Linked DNA regions of Homo sapiens: all the other regions are linked to region 1. Evidence: chromatin contacts called from ENCODE Hi-C or POLR2A ChIA-PET data. All regions are on one chromosome and are shown on one strand. Each heading gives the region's core, a stretch centred on a gene start or an enhancer-like site at or near the end of the contact. The rest is flanking DNA. Distances are from core to core; before and after follow the strand shown.

Region 1 (3,959 bases), core at 1,288-3,787:
AAATCATTAGATTTGGCAAGATAAAGATGGTTGGCAAGCTTGATAGGGGATGTTTTGTGGCAGATGGCAAGTGTCGGTGGCTTTATCCAATTCTGAACAGGATATTTGCTAGCATGCACACAAGACCGTAATTCCTCTTTCATAATGAATGCTACTAATGTTACACAATGTCAGATGAGTCACTTGACAATGTAATTTTCCAGTAGCAGTGTGTTTTGCTTTCTCTCTGAGCATATTTTGAATAATTTCACATTAGGTTTTTACAAACCTTTTGACAGCAGTAAGAACTGTCTGTTTTAGGATATAAGAAGTGCAAATCTGAATGGATATCTAGTTTTGGCCTCTTTCTGACTTTAGCAAAAGAATTATTTAATTTTTTACTATGCTGTTTTGTTTTAGAAATGAAAAATTTAATTGGTTTACCAGTGCTCAGTGTTTTGTTAGAAATCAAAATGAAGGTCGGGCGCGGTGGCTCACGCCTGTAATCCCAGCACTTTGAGAGAACGAGGTGGGTGGATCACAAGGTCAGGAGATCGAGACCATCCTGGCTAACATGGTGAAACCCTGTCTCTACTAAAAATACAAAAAATTAGCCGGGCCTGGCAGCGGGCGCCTGTAATCCCAGCTACTCTGAGGCAGGAGAATGGCGTGAACCTGGGAGGTGGAGGTTGCAGTGAGCCAAGATCGCGCCACTGCACTCCAGCCTGGGCAATAGAGCGAGACTCCATCTCAAAAAAAAGAAAAGAAAAAAAAAATCAAAATGAAAGCATCATTAACTTCATGTCAAAACTTGACAGACTTACTTAAAAGATAAACATGGTGTAAAAAAAAGAGTAGCTGGATTGCTCATTTTCAGATATCCACTTTCATACTTCTATTCACATTTTTCTTTACTTGTTTCTATAAAATTATCATATTCACCTATTTCCTCAGTGAAAATGGGGCTCTTGTTAATTTTTTATATTTGTGACATTCTCTACTTTAATATTCACATTACTATTTTCATCACTATGTTTTGGTTTAGTGAAATACTTTCAAAGTCCTCGATAACATTTTTTTCTATAAATTTTTTATTTTTTAATTATCCGGGCATGGTGGCTTCGCCTGTGGTCCTAGCTACTTGGTAGGCAGAGGCGGGAGGATCACTTGAGCCCATGAGGTCGAGGCTACAGTGAGCCATGATCACGCCACTGCATTCCAACCTGGTCAACGTACGTAGCAAGACCCAGCAGTGTTGTCTTGAGCATGTCACTTAACCTCTCCAAGTCTGTTTCCTCATCTTTCCTTTGCAAGCACAGCAAGTCCCTGTAATAAGATAGGCACAACTGTCTGATCCAGGTAGGCACGAGTTGGCAAAGACTGGAGATCTACCTTCTGCTTTGATGACTTTTCTGCATTAATCTTCTCATTTTCTACTATCCTCTGGCCAGGCACGGTGGCTCACCCCTGTAATCCCAGCACTTTGGGAGGCTGAGGTGGGCAGATCACGAGGTCAGGAGATAGAGACCATCCTGGCTAACACACTGAAACCCCGTCTCTACTTAAAATACAAAAAATTAGCCAGGCATGGTGGCCGGCGCCTGTAGTCCCAGCCACTTGGGAGGCTGAGGCAGGAGTCCATAACATTTTTTTAAACATTGGCGATATAAGGCCACACTGGTAACCACATGAAAAATTAAAGTGTTGTGAAAATATTTTAAACCAAGATGACTTTTACCTGGTAAATTTTTTTTTTTTTTGAGACGGAGTCTCGCTCTGTCACCCAGGCTGGCGTGCAGTGGCACCATCTCGGCTCACTGCAACCTCCGCCTCCCAGGCTCAAGCGATTCTTCTGCCTCAGCCTCCCGAGTAGCTGGGACTACAGGTGCGAGCCACCACGCCCAGCTAATTTTTGTATTTTTAGTAGAGACAGGGTGTCACCATATTGGCCAGGCTGGTCTCGAACTCCTAGACCTCGTGATCTGCCCACCTTGGCCTCCCAAAGTGCTGGGATTACAGGCGTGAACCACTGCGCCCGGCCTTACCTGTTAAATTAATGTTAGTGGAAACACATTGCCAAACTCAATTTTTCAAGTACATGTATCTTCAAAATACAAATATACTTCAAAGCTACTGTACTTTGAAATATGTTATCTTCAAAAATGACATTATCACTAAGAATATAGGAAGCCTTAAGAATTGAATATGGTGGTTCAAAATTAGTATTTTTCCTCTTTGTAGGGGAAATCACCCAAAAGTAACAATCAGAACTGTTACCACCTGACTGGTTCTTGCCCACTGCACAGATAAAACCAAAACACTGAGCCAGCAGGAGTTGCAGCAGAGAAAGAGTTTGATTATTGCAAGGCAATAGAGTGAGGAGGACGGGATACATTTCCCAGATCCACCTCACCAAGAATTCAGAGGCTAAGGTTTTTAAGGATGATTTGGCAGGTAGGGCATTAGGAAACAGATGTTGTGGATTGGTTGGGGGATGAAATCATAGGAGTGTTGAAACTGTCTTCATGTGCTGAGTCATTTCCTGCAGGGGAGTGGTCAGAGGACCGGTTGAGTCAGTTCCTTTGTTGCAGTCACGGTCACTGTTCAAGCTGGTGTCAGTTGATTCACCTGAAGGCAAAGTCTGAAAAATATCTCAGAGATCAGTCTCAGGTTTCACAATAGCGCTTGTGACTGCCTGTTACATAACTCCTGAGCAATAAGCAATTATAGAAAAGCAAACAAGAGAACAATGATGGGCTATCATTCAACTACGCCTACAGCTTAAGAGGTGAGCTCCCTGGTGATTGAAACTGCTTGCACTCCTCAGTTGATCCAACTTCTGGAAAATACAAAGGCAGTCTGCATGACTTAAAGATCATTGTTTCTTTTTCTTTTTTTTTTTTTTTTTGAGACAGAGTCTTGGTCTGTCGCCGAGGCTGGAGTGCAGTGGCACAACCTGGGCTCACTGCAACCTCCGCCTCCTGGGTTCAAGCGATTCTCCTGCTTCAGCCTCCCGAGTAGCTGGGATCACAGGCATGTGCCACCACGCCTGGCTAATTTTTTGTATTTTTAGTAGAGGCGGGGTTTCACCGTGTTGGCCAGGCAGTGGCTCAATGCCTATAATCCCAGCACTTTGGGAGGCAGAGGCTGGCAGATCACCTGAGGTCAGGAGTTCGAGACCAGCCTGGCCAACATGGTGAAACCCCGCCTCTACTAAAAATACAAAAAATTAGCCGGGCGTGGTGGCACACGCCTGCAATCCCAGCTACTCGGGAGGCTGAGGCAGGAGAATTGCTTGAACCCGGGAGGCAGAGGCTGTAGTGAGCTGAGATCGCACCACCGTACTCCAGCCTGGGCGACAGAGCAAGACTTCATCACAAAAAAAAAAAAAAGGACTATGTTACGTAATCATGCCTGGTAGATGAAAATGTCAAAGGGAAAGAAAGTAAGTGTAACAAACATCTATTAGCTGTGCCTCTATTTTAACAAAATTTAGGCCTCTCTAAATTACAAAGTAAGTGGAATGGTTGAGTGTGGGAGGGCATTAGGGGTGCAGATTTTAGAAGTATTTTATTAGATTTAGGGTTTGGGATTAGATTAGATGAGGGGTAATAAATGATTGCTAGGGAGAATGACTGGATCAGGGAACAGAAATTAACTTGTAGGTAGTTCTCTTTGGAATTTAAATGATCCTTGGAGAGAGTCAGTCATTATCTTGAAAAAGGGTCTGTTTAGGTGTGGTTACATTTTCGGTCTTACAGATGTTACCAAAACACCCAAGATTCAGTCTAGGTCCTGTTGCTCCCCTCACAGAAAGCCAATCATTAAGACAATGAGTATTGCCAGGGAAGAAGGCTGTAATCCAGTGCTGCAGCAGAGGAGATGGGAGATCAGTCCCAAATCCAACTCCCTGACTGTCTAAAATTTGGGATTTGTATAGCAGGGAAGAAATGTAACTATGTGTGGAAAAACGGGAATTT
Region 2 (3,863 bases), core at 663-3,162, 160 kb before region 1:
TCACCAATCTCGAGAAGAATCTCTCCAAATCTCTCTGCAGACATTTTTTCTTCATATCCTTTAACAAAGCCATTCTTAACATGTACATGAAATCTTAGTTGAAGAAACAATGTGATTACATAATTACACATACGGAAAAACTTGGTATTCTATTATCTCTCCAAATTTTTTTTTAACTAAAACTAGACTTACAGTTTTTGTTGAAAATGTTTTGTGTTTCTACCTCCGAAGAATATGAAAAAAAGAAAATGTTTTGCTCTGAAGCTGAGTTAAGAAGAAGATAGCCAAGACGTGGGTTGATGGGGACTGTATTTTAAGGCTGAACAGTTTTGTTTACTATTGTTTATTATTTAATATATTCTTCCCAGTCTCCCCACCCCCACCAAAGGAAAAGCGAAAAATTTACGTTAGTGCAATCAATAAGGAATTATTTGTCCAAAGGAAGTTGTTCTGAAAGGCTATGACCTAAGTCTTTAACACAAAGTTCAGGCGGTAGATGTCACTTCTCTCACCCATTTAACAACAACAACAAATCAAGATTCAGATCCCGCGGAGGCAAGCAGAAAGGAACAGGCGTGAAAAATGAAATCAGTTGTTTCTCCCCGGCCTCCTCTCGACACTGCGCACTCCGCTGCCCTGCCCCCGCCCATCGCCCTTTAGCGGCCCCTTTTAACGGCGTCGTTTGCCCAGCACAGCCCCGCACTGCGCCATCAAATGAGTCAAGCGGAAGGACCGGTACCCCTCCGGGAAAACCAGGCACTAACACACGGTGCACCCAACTGAATTTAAACTCGGGAACAGTGTAGGCAGTGTCAACAAAGCGCGGTGCTGGGTCCCGAGCGTCCAAAGGTCCCTGCCAGCTCCCAGACGCGGCCAAATCCACAGGATTCCAAAAGGTGACTTGGCCGGCACCGCAGAGCGGCAGGCGGCGCAGAGGGCAGAGTCCGACCGGTCCCCGCCCCGCGCTCGCTCCGCACGGCCACCGGCTCCTCCGCGGACGCTACCCCGGCGGGAGCCGAGCTGAGTCCGACTCCCCGTCTCCCGAAGAGGCCCGAAAGCCGCGTCACGTGCGGGGCCGAAACTTCGCGGCCGGGGCCGGGTGGCTGGCGGGTGGGAGGCAGGCACGGCGGTCGGGGGGCAGCCCGCGCGCCCGGTGACTCACCGGCCGCCTCCGAGTGCGGCTGCAAGCGAAGGGGCCGGCGCGCCAGGCGGGGTCCGTGCCCTTGGGGCCACCCCCGCGCCTGTTATTAATAACCCAGCGCCTGGAGGCGAAAGCCCCGGTGGGCGCAGCCGCAAAGCCCGCACGCGGAATAAATAACAATGTCATTAAATCGCGCCCGAGCGCCAGTTCGGCCAGAAAGCGGCGGGAGGGCGCCACCGGGAGCTGACTTTGTCTGGAGCCTGCACCCCGCCTCCCGCGCGTCCCCACAGCGTCCCCCGCGCCCCTGAGGGGGCTCAGCGCCGCCGCAGCCCTGGCCTTACCCGCCAGCTCGTCAGGCTCCAGCCCGCTGTCCGCGTCGATCCCGCACAGCACGAAGTAGTGCGCGAAGCGGCAGGCGGCCGGGGAGGAGCCCGAGCCCGGGCCGGGCGCCGCGCAGCTCCCGCTCATCCCGGCCGCGCTGCTCCAGGGGCCGCCGCCGCCGCCGCCCGGGAAGGCTTTCTGCGGAGGCTGCCACCACCGCTCCGGCTGTGGTCTGTGCGCCCGCCCTAGGGCGACACTGGCGCGCCCATGGCCGCGCAGCCGCCTCTCGCCGCCGCAGCCTGCCTCCTCGCTCGGCGCGGGGGAAGCGGCCGCGGGCTCGCGCGCGGCGGGTCCGGAGCCCGGCCGGGTGGGGGAGGGGCGCGGGGGGAGTGTCGGCCTGAGAGGCCCTCGCAGCCGCAGCTGCGCTCGCGAGCTGAGAGCCGCCGCGTCTGGCGCCCGCGGGTCAGCTGAGCGGCGCTCGGGCTGTGGGAGCGCGGGGCGGGCGGGGGCGCCGGGGCTCGGCGCGTGCGACGGAGAGGGGTGGGGGGCGCGCTCGCGAGGGACGGAGGCGCGCGCTTCTACCGTGCGCGCGCGCCTAGCGGGTTCGGAGGCCAAGCCTGGCGTGGGGCCGCATTCGTGCCCACTGGCCCCGGCTGCGGCATCGAGGGCGACCCTGCACACACCCCTCCTCGCCCTGGCCAGCCGATAAGAGGGCTAGCCTCAGTGTGGGGGTCTGTCTTCTAAAGGGGTTGTCACCCATCCTTATTTCTTTTAATGCAGCTTTGGGGAAGGTGAACAGCCGCTCTGAGATCATTTCGCATAACGGTCTGAACCATCGTCTTTTAAACTGTGACCTGTGTGGGGGTGCCTGTCTCACTTTAAGGTCCTCCCTTCCCCCAGCCGTCACCCCATTTACAGGCCATCCTTAGTGACTTAGTGACAAGTCAACCGTGAGGGGGAAAAAACACAACTCAATACCCACAAAGCGTTGAGACTTCTAGAAGGAGTGCAGTCACCAACCCCCGCCTTCTGTCATTTATCCTGACATTTTCCAGGTCAGTGTAAATAGCCAAGGCGCTCCAGTTCCGCAGCCCTGTACCCATCCGATGTTATCGGCTCTCCCCGCAAGTAACAATCGGAGGCTAAAGCAACAGGAATTAGACCATGAACTCTGCTCCTCCCAAAGGCACGGCTTTCTTGCCCTGCTCAGCTGTCTTTTGCCTTCTCGGAAGGAACTCGACAACCAGTTCTTTTTCCTTTGAAAGAAAACTGGCTGGGCTCAGTGGCTCACACCTGTAATTTACTCAACACTTTGGGAAGCCCAGGTAGGAAGATCACATGAGACCAGGAGTTCAAGACCAGCCTGGGCAATAGAGGGAGACTCTGTCTCCATCTAAGTAAAAAAATAACATTTATTTATTTAAAAAATAATTTTTTAAGAGACAGGGTCTCACTGTATTGACCAGGCTGCTCTCAAACTCCTGGGTTCAAGTGATCCTCCCGCCTTGGCCCCCAAATGTGCTAGGATTACAGGCATAATAAGCCACTGTGCCCGGCCATGTAAGTAAAAATAAAACTTAAAAGATAGAAAACTGAATGCAATTCATCTCCACATGGCAACCCCTTCCACACCACTCCCTGCTTTCTTCTTTGGGGATTTGGGGCATCTACCACTAGACATACAAGCAAACCTTCCAGAGAGGTTGCCTGAGAGAACCTCGATTATTTGACTGAATAATGTTCTTCCTAGAAGATACATGTGCGTGCATACCATCATTTAATGTAGCTTGTATCTTCACTTTCTTTCTTCAATTTTGAAATGAAAGAGGCTGGCCATGGTGGCTCAGGCCTGTAATCCCAGCACTTTGAGAGGCCAAGGCAGGAGGAGCATTTGAGTCCAGGAATTCAAGACCAACCTGGGCAAAATAGTGAGAGACCCTGTCTCTATAAAAATAAAATGAGGCCGGGTGCAGTGGCTCAAGCCTGTAATCCCAGTCCTTTCGGAGGCCAAGGCGAGAGGCTCACTTGAGGTCAGGAGTTTGAGACAAGCCTGGCCAACATGGTGAAACTCCGTCTCTACTAAAAAAAAAAAAAAAAAAAAAAAATCAATAAAATAATAATTAGTAAAATATAAGAAGAATTGGCCGGGTGCAGTGGCTCATGTCTGTAATCCCAGCACTTTGGGAGGCCAAGGCGGGCGGATCACGAGGTCAGGAGACCGAGACCATCTTGGCCAACATGGTGAAGCCCTGTCTCTACTAAAAATACAAAAAATTAGCCAGTGTGGTGGCACGCACGTGTGGTCCCAGCTACTCGGGAGGCTGAGGCAGGAGAATCACTTGAACCTGGGAGGCGGAGATTAGAGTGAGCCGAGATCGCGCCACTGCACTCCAGCCTGGGC
Region 3 (3,965 bases), core at 72-2,571, 180 kb after region 1:
CTCCCGAAGTGCTGGGATCACAGGCATGAGCCACCTCGCCTAGCCTGTTTTTTGTTTTTTTGAGACAGGGTCTTGCTCTGTCACCCAGGCTGGAGTGCAGTTTTGCAGTGGCATGATCCCGGCTCACTGCAGCCTTAACTGCTCAGGCTCAAGCGACCCTCCCACCACAACCTCCCAAGTAGCTGTGTCCCACAGGCACACACCACAGTGCCTGGCTAATTTTTTTATTTTCTGTAGACATGGAGTCTCCCCATGTACTCAGGCTGGTCTCAATCTCCTGGGCTCAAATGATCCTCCCCCATCTTGTTCTCCCAAAGTTCTGGGATCACAGGCGTGAGCCACCGCCCCCAACTACTTTTTTAAAAATATTTTGATCTGCAGTTGGTTGAATCCTCAAATGTAAAACCCACAAATATGAAGAGCCGACAAGAACCAACATCTGACGAAGGTACAGAAAAACTACTGCACTACTGCTCTATAAGATTAGAAATTAATCTGTAAACATTGATACATTGTTAGGATGCTTTTGCCACCTGATAGAGACATTAATTCCAAATGTTCCAGGTCTTTATTGCCCTGAGAAAGTTAAGCAATCTTATAACTAATTTAGCAAATTTGTGTAAGGATTTTGCCTTTCAATATGAATGTATGTTCAAAGACAAAGGTCTGGAAAGATATGCACAAAATAAAATTAAACAGTGGTTATTTCTGGGGAGGAAAGTAGGAAATTGAATTTTTGCAACTTTTTGTACTTTTGTATTTTTCAGAAGTTCTTGTTTTTAAAATGTCAATGTAAAAGCACACACACAATAAATGTCTCCATCAACTCTTTGTCCACGACTAGAGAAATGGTTTAGTAAACTATATTTCTTTTCCTTGGAAACATATTCAATCATTAAAATTATGTTTATAAGGATTACATTATAACATGTAATTAAAGAAAGGGAAAACTATGCACAGAAAAGTTATAGGAGGAAAAACACCAGTGCATTAATTATATTGATAATATTTTATTTTTTTAAGTATTCTTATCTAATGAGAATGTAACATTTTTGTAATAAGGAAAATGTTAGTAAAAACAAAACACAGCATGTTTCAGCATGCCCTGACTCTTCTTTGAGGATATGTGATACAATAGATTGGCCTTTTGTGACTTTTACAAAAGGTTGTAGTTTTTGTTCCCTCCACACTTAAGAATTTTATCTCACATCATGAATATCTGACTTCTGGCTTTTTTTTTTTTTTAAGGTAAGCAAGCTAACATTTAAAACTGTGATTAAATAAGAGTATCTTTCAAGGTTTGGCTAAGGAGAGCTAACATTTCCGTGCTGTGCTGTTAATCAAAGGAACTTCTTCAGCTGGTTTTGTTTTGTTTTGTTTTGAGACGGAGTTTCGCTCTTGTTGCCCAGGCTGGAGTGCGGTGGCAGGATCTCAGCTCACTGCAACCTCTGCCTCCTGGGTTCAGGCGATTCTCCTCCTCCTGGGTTCAGGCGATTCTCCTGCCTCAGCCTCCTGAGTAGCTGGGATTACAGGCATGCACCACCACACCGGGCTAATTTCTGTATTTTTAGTAGAGACGGGGTTTCACCATGTTGGTCAGGCTGGTTCCTTTTTAACTGAAACATGTCAGAGAGGAAAAATTTTCCTCAACCCTCTTATGTTTTGTAACTGAGGGCCTGCAAATTAAACTAATAAAAGACATAGTAACAGGAGAAAAGGCACACCATTTTTATTAATATTTGCATGCAAAAGAGTTCTCAGGAAAGAAGTAGTTAGACTTGCGGTTTTATGTACCTTTTTAACAAAGGAAAGAGGGTTTGAGCTTCAAGGAACTAATTGTGGGGCACTGAGTAGGAAACATGGGGGAATTAATGGAAGATAAGGGCTATTTTAGAAAGATCTGTTTATGCAAATTCATCTTGGTGTTAATTCCCATCTTTGGTAAAAATCACTCTTCTCTCCCTGGTACTGGGTGGGTGGGGAAGCACCTTCCTCAATGGGAAATTTATGCCCTGCTTTTAGGCTCTGTCACCCAGGCTGGAGTGCAGTGACATGATCATGGCTCACAGCAGCTTCGACCTCCAGGGTTCAAGCTATCCTCCCGCCTTAGCCTCTTGTGTAGCTGGGACCACAGGCTAGCACCACCACACTCAGCTAATTAAAAAAAAAAATTTTGGTGGAGATGTTCCCGAACCGAACCAGGCCTGGCTGTATGTTCTCACAGCCCAATAATGAGATGCAGATGGACTGGGAAAGAAGGGAGTTTATTTCTGTAACTGGATACAGGGAGAAGATCAGAGATTATTCGCCAGACCAACTCAAGGTATTACAATTCTTCCCATGCTCATACATGTTTGGACTACATGCCTACGTGCAGTATCACATTTGCCTAAGTTTATCAGTAATTAATTTTGCTTCAACTAGAAGGTCAGAGGCCAAAAATGCCCTCTAAATCTACCTAATCCGTGAGGGTCCTCGTACCAGGGTGATTAAGAAATGTCTCCTAAATTTACTTAAGGAGGATCCTGGCACCAGAGCAATTACTTCTACTTTATCTTACCTACGGTTTGGTCCTAAGAGTTGCTCCAGACCCTCCTCCTTAAAATAAATCGTTTCAAGGACTGTCTATGTTACCTTGACTCGCCCCAGATGTCAACCCGAGACAGATCCTGGTACAAGGAATGTAAGGCTGTCTCCATTATCTTGACGTGCTCCAGGTTTTAGGAGAAGCCTGTGCAAGGCACTTACTGAACATATATTTCATTTCTGGTTCTGACGTCCGAGCATTGATTTTCCCTAGACTTAATTGTTAGCCCAATATTAAGGCAAGCGCTGTGGAAATTCATCTATGTAAATGGAGTGCTATGGAGCCCTGTCTGTGTGACTGTCAGGGAGAACTGGCCTGCCACAGATATGAGGTCTCACTATGTTGCCCAGGTTGGTCTCGAGTTTCTGGGCTCAAGTGATCCTCCTGCCTTGGCCTCCCAAAGTGCTCGGATTACAAACATGAGCCACCGCTCCCAGCCACCTGCATCTCCTGATTCTCAATTACCTTCAGCTCAAAATTTTCCTATGACAATGTGTCATATTTTGGGGTCGCATATTCAGATCCCCTTCAAACAAAGATGAATAAAGTCAAAACACCTATGGGGTAAAAATTCCTCATTCTGAAGGCACCAGGTAAAGATTATGCTCTTTGGAGAGACAAGATAGAAACTGCCATTGCAAAATTATAACTGAGAAAATTATGACAGTAAAGGAGATCTGAGCTAACCAACTCCATCTTGCTTCAAGCTATCCAATTTGACTCCTGGGTGTACGTAGAACTAACTCAGGGAGGAACTCAATTTATAGTTTAACTTTCCCCAAACAAACTTCCTTCCTGCTTGGGGACTAGACTGCCTTTGTAGGACTAAAAAATTCGCCACGAGATCAGAAATTATGGTTTAGGAGTTATGCAGCTGGAGGCTACAAGATTCTGACTGTCCTCAAATTTCTCCTGGGGATAACATTACTATTGTAAAACATAAGATTAGTGCTTGAGACATTTTGCAGACCGTACACTTGATGGATCAGCTGGCACTACCTAGCTTGGTAAACTGGCTCATCTAATCTTGTAGCCCCCGCCCAGGACCTGACTCAAGCAAAAGGACAGCTTTGACTCCCTGTGATTTCATCTCTGACCCAACCAATCAGCACTTGCAACCCACTGGCTTCCCCACCCACCAATTTATCCTTAAAAACTCTGATCACCACGAGGTCAGAAGTTTGAGACCAGCCTGGCCAATGTGGTGAAACTCCATCTCTACTAAAAATACAAAAATCAGCCATGCATGGTGGAGCACACCTGTAGTCCCAGCTACTCAGGAGGCTGAGTCAGAAGAATTGCTTGAACCTGGGAGGCAGAGATTGCAGTGAGCCGAGATCGTGCCACTGCACTTCAGCCTGGGCAACAAAGTGAGACT

What was found. A loop is a pair of places that touch in the nucleus more often than their neighbours do. ChIA-PET counts read pairs that join two places held with the same protein, here RNA polymerase II (POLR2A). Pooled maps may share reads with other maps.
Region 2: a loop to region 1 is called in a pooled map, with 5 times the contacts of the local background. The contact joins the promoter of DENND5B here to the enhancer-like site in region 1. A Hi-C loop is called at or near these places in 7 of 37 single-sample maps with no recorded cell type and 6 of 50 pooled maps. POLR2A ChIA-PET finds 5 or more read pairs at or near these places in 1 of 52 experiments (activated B cell).
Region 3: a loop to region 1 is called in a pooled map, with 4 times the contacts of the local background. The contact joins two enhancer-like sites. A Hi-C loop is called at or near these places in 1 of 37 single-sample maps with no recorded cell type and 6 of 50 pooled maps. POLR2A ChIA-PET finds 5 or more read pairs at or near these places in 7 of 52 experiments (B cell, CD8-positive, alpha-beta T cell, CD8-positive, alpha-beta memory T cell and 4 more).

The regions. Positions count from the first base shown.
Region 1 is chr12:31,746,819-31,750,777 of GRCh38, forward strand. It overlaps LOC105369724 (a long non-coding RNA gene), which reads right to left. Exons shown (of 4, transcript XR_931501.3): 4 at 2,315-2,620. Among named protein-coding and RNA genes, the nearest start is that of AMN1-AS1, 20 kb to the left of the region's middle. RefSeq lists enhancers at 1,802-3,001, 1,988-2,573, 2,296-2,365, 2,386-2,565, 2,417-2,711 and 1 more. Within about 2 kb of position 2,538, at least 27 of the 41 ENCODE cell types and tissues checked have a DNase peak (open chromatin) inside an H3K27ac peak, as active enhancers do; they include CD8-positive, alpha-beta T cell, where a contact is called at or near this core.
Region 2 is chr12:31,589,224-31,593,086 of GRCh38, forward strand. DENND5B (DENN domain containing 5B) reads right to left here and starts at 1,913. Exons shown (of 21, transcript NM_144973.4): 1 at 1,483-1,913. The coding sequence starts at 1,609. It overlaps DENND5B-AS1 (DENND5B antisense RNA 1), which reads left to right and starts at 700. Exons shown (of 3, transcript NR_046909.1): 1 at 700-896. RefSeq lists enhancers at 434-513, 2,494-2,723 and silencers at 944-1,283, 1,434-1,703, 1,774-2,063.
Region 3 is chr12:31,927,315-31,931,279 of GRCh38, forward strand. No RefSeq gene overlaps it. Among named protein-coding and RNA genes, the nearest start is that of RESF1, 30 kb to the right of the region's middle. Within about 2 kb of position 1,322, at least 3 of the 41 ENCODE cell types and tissues checked have a DNase peak (open chromatin) inside an H3K27ac peak, as active enhancers do; they include CD8-positive, alpha-beta T cell, where a contact is called at or near this core.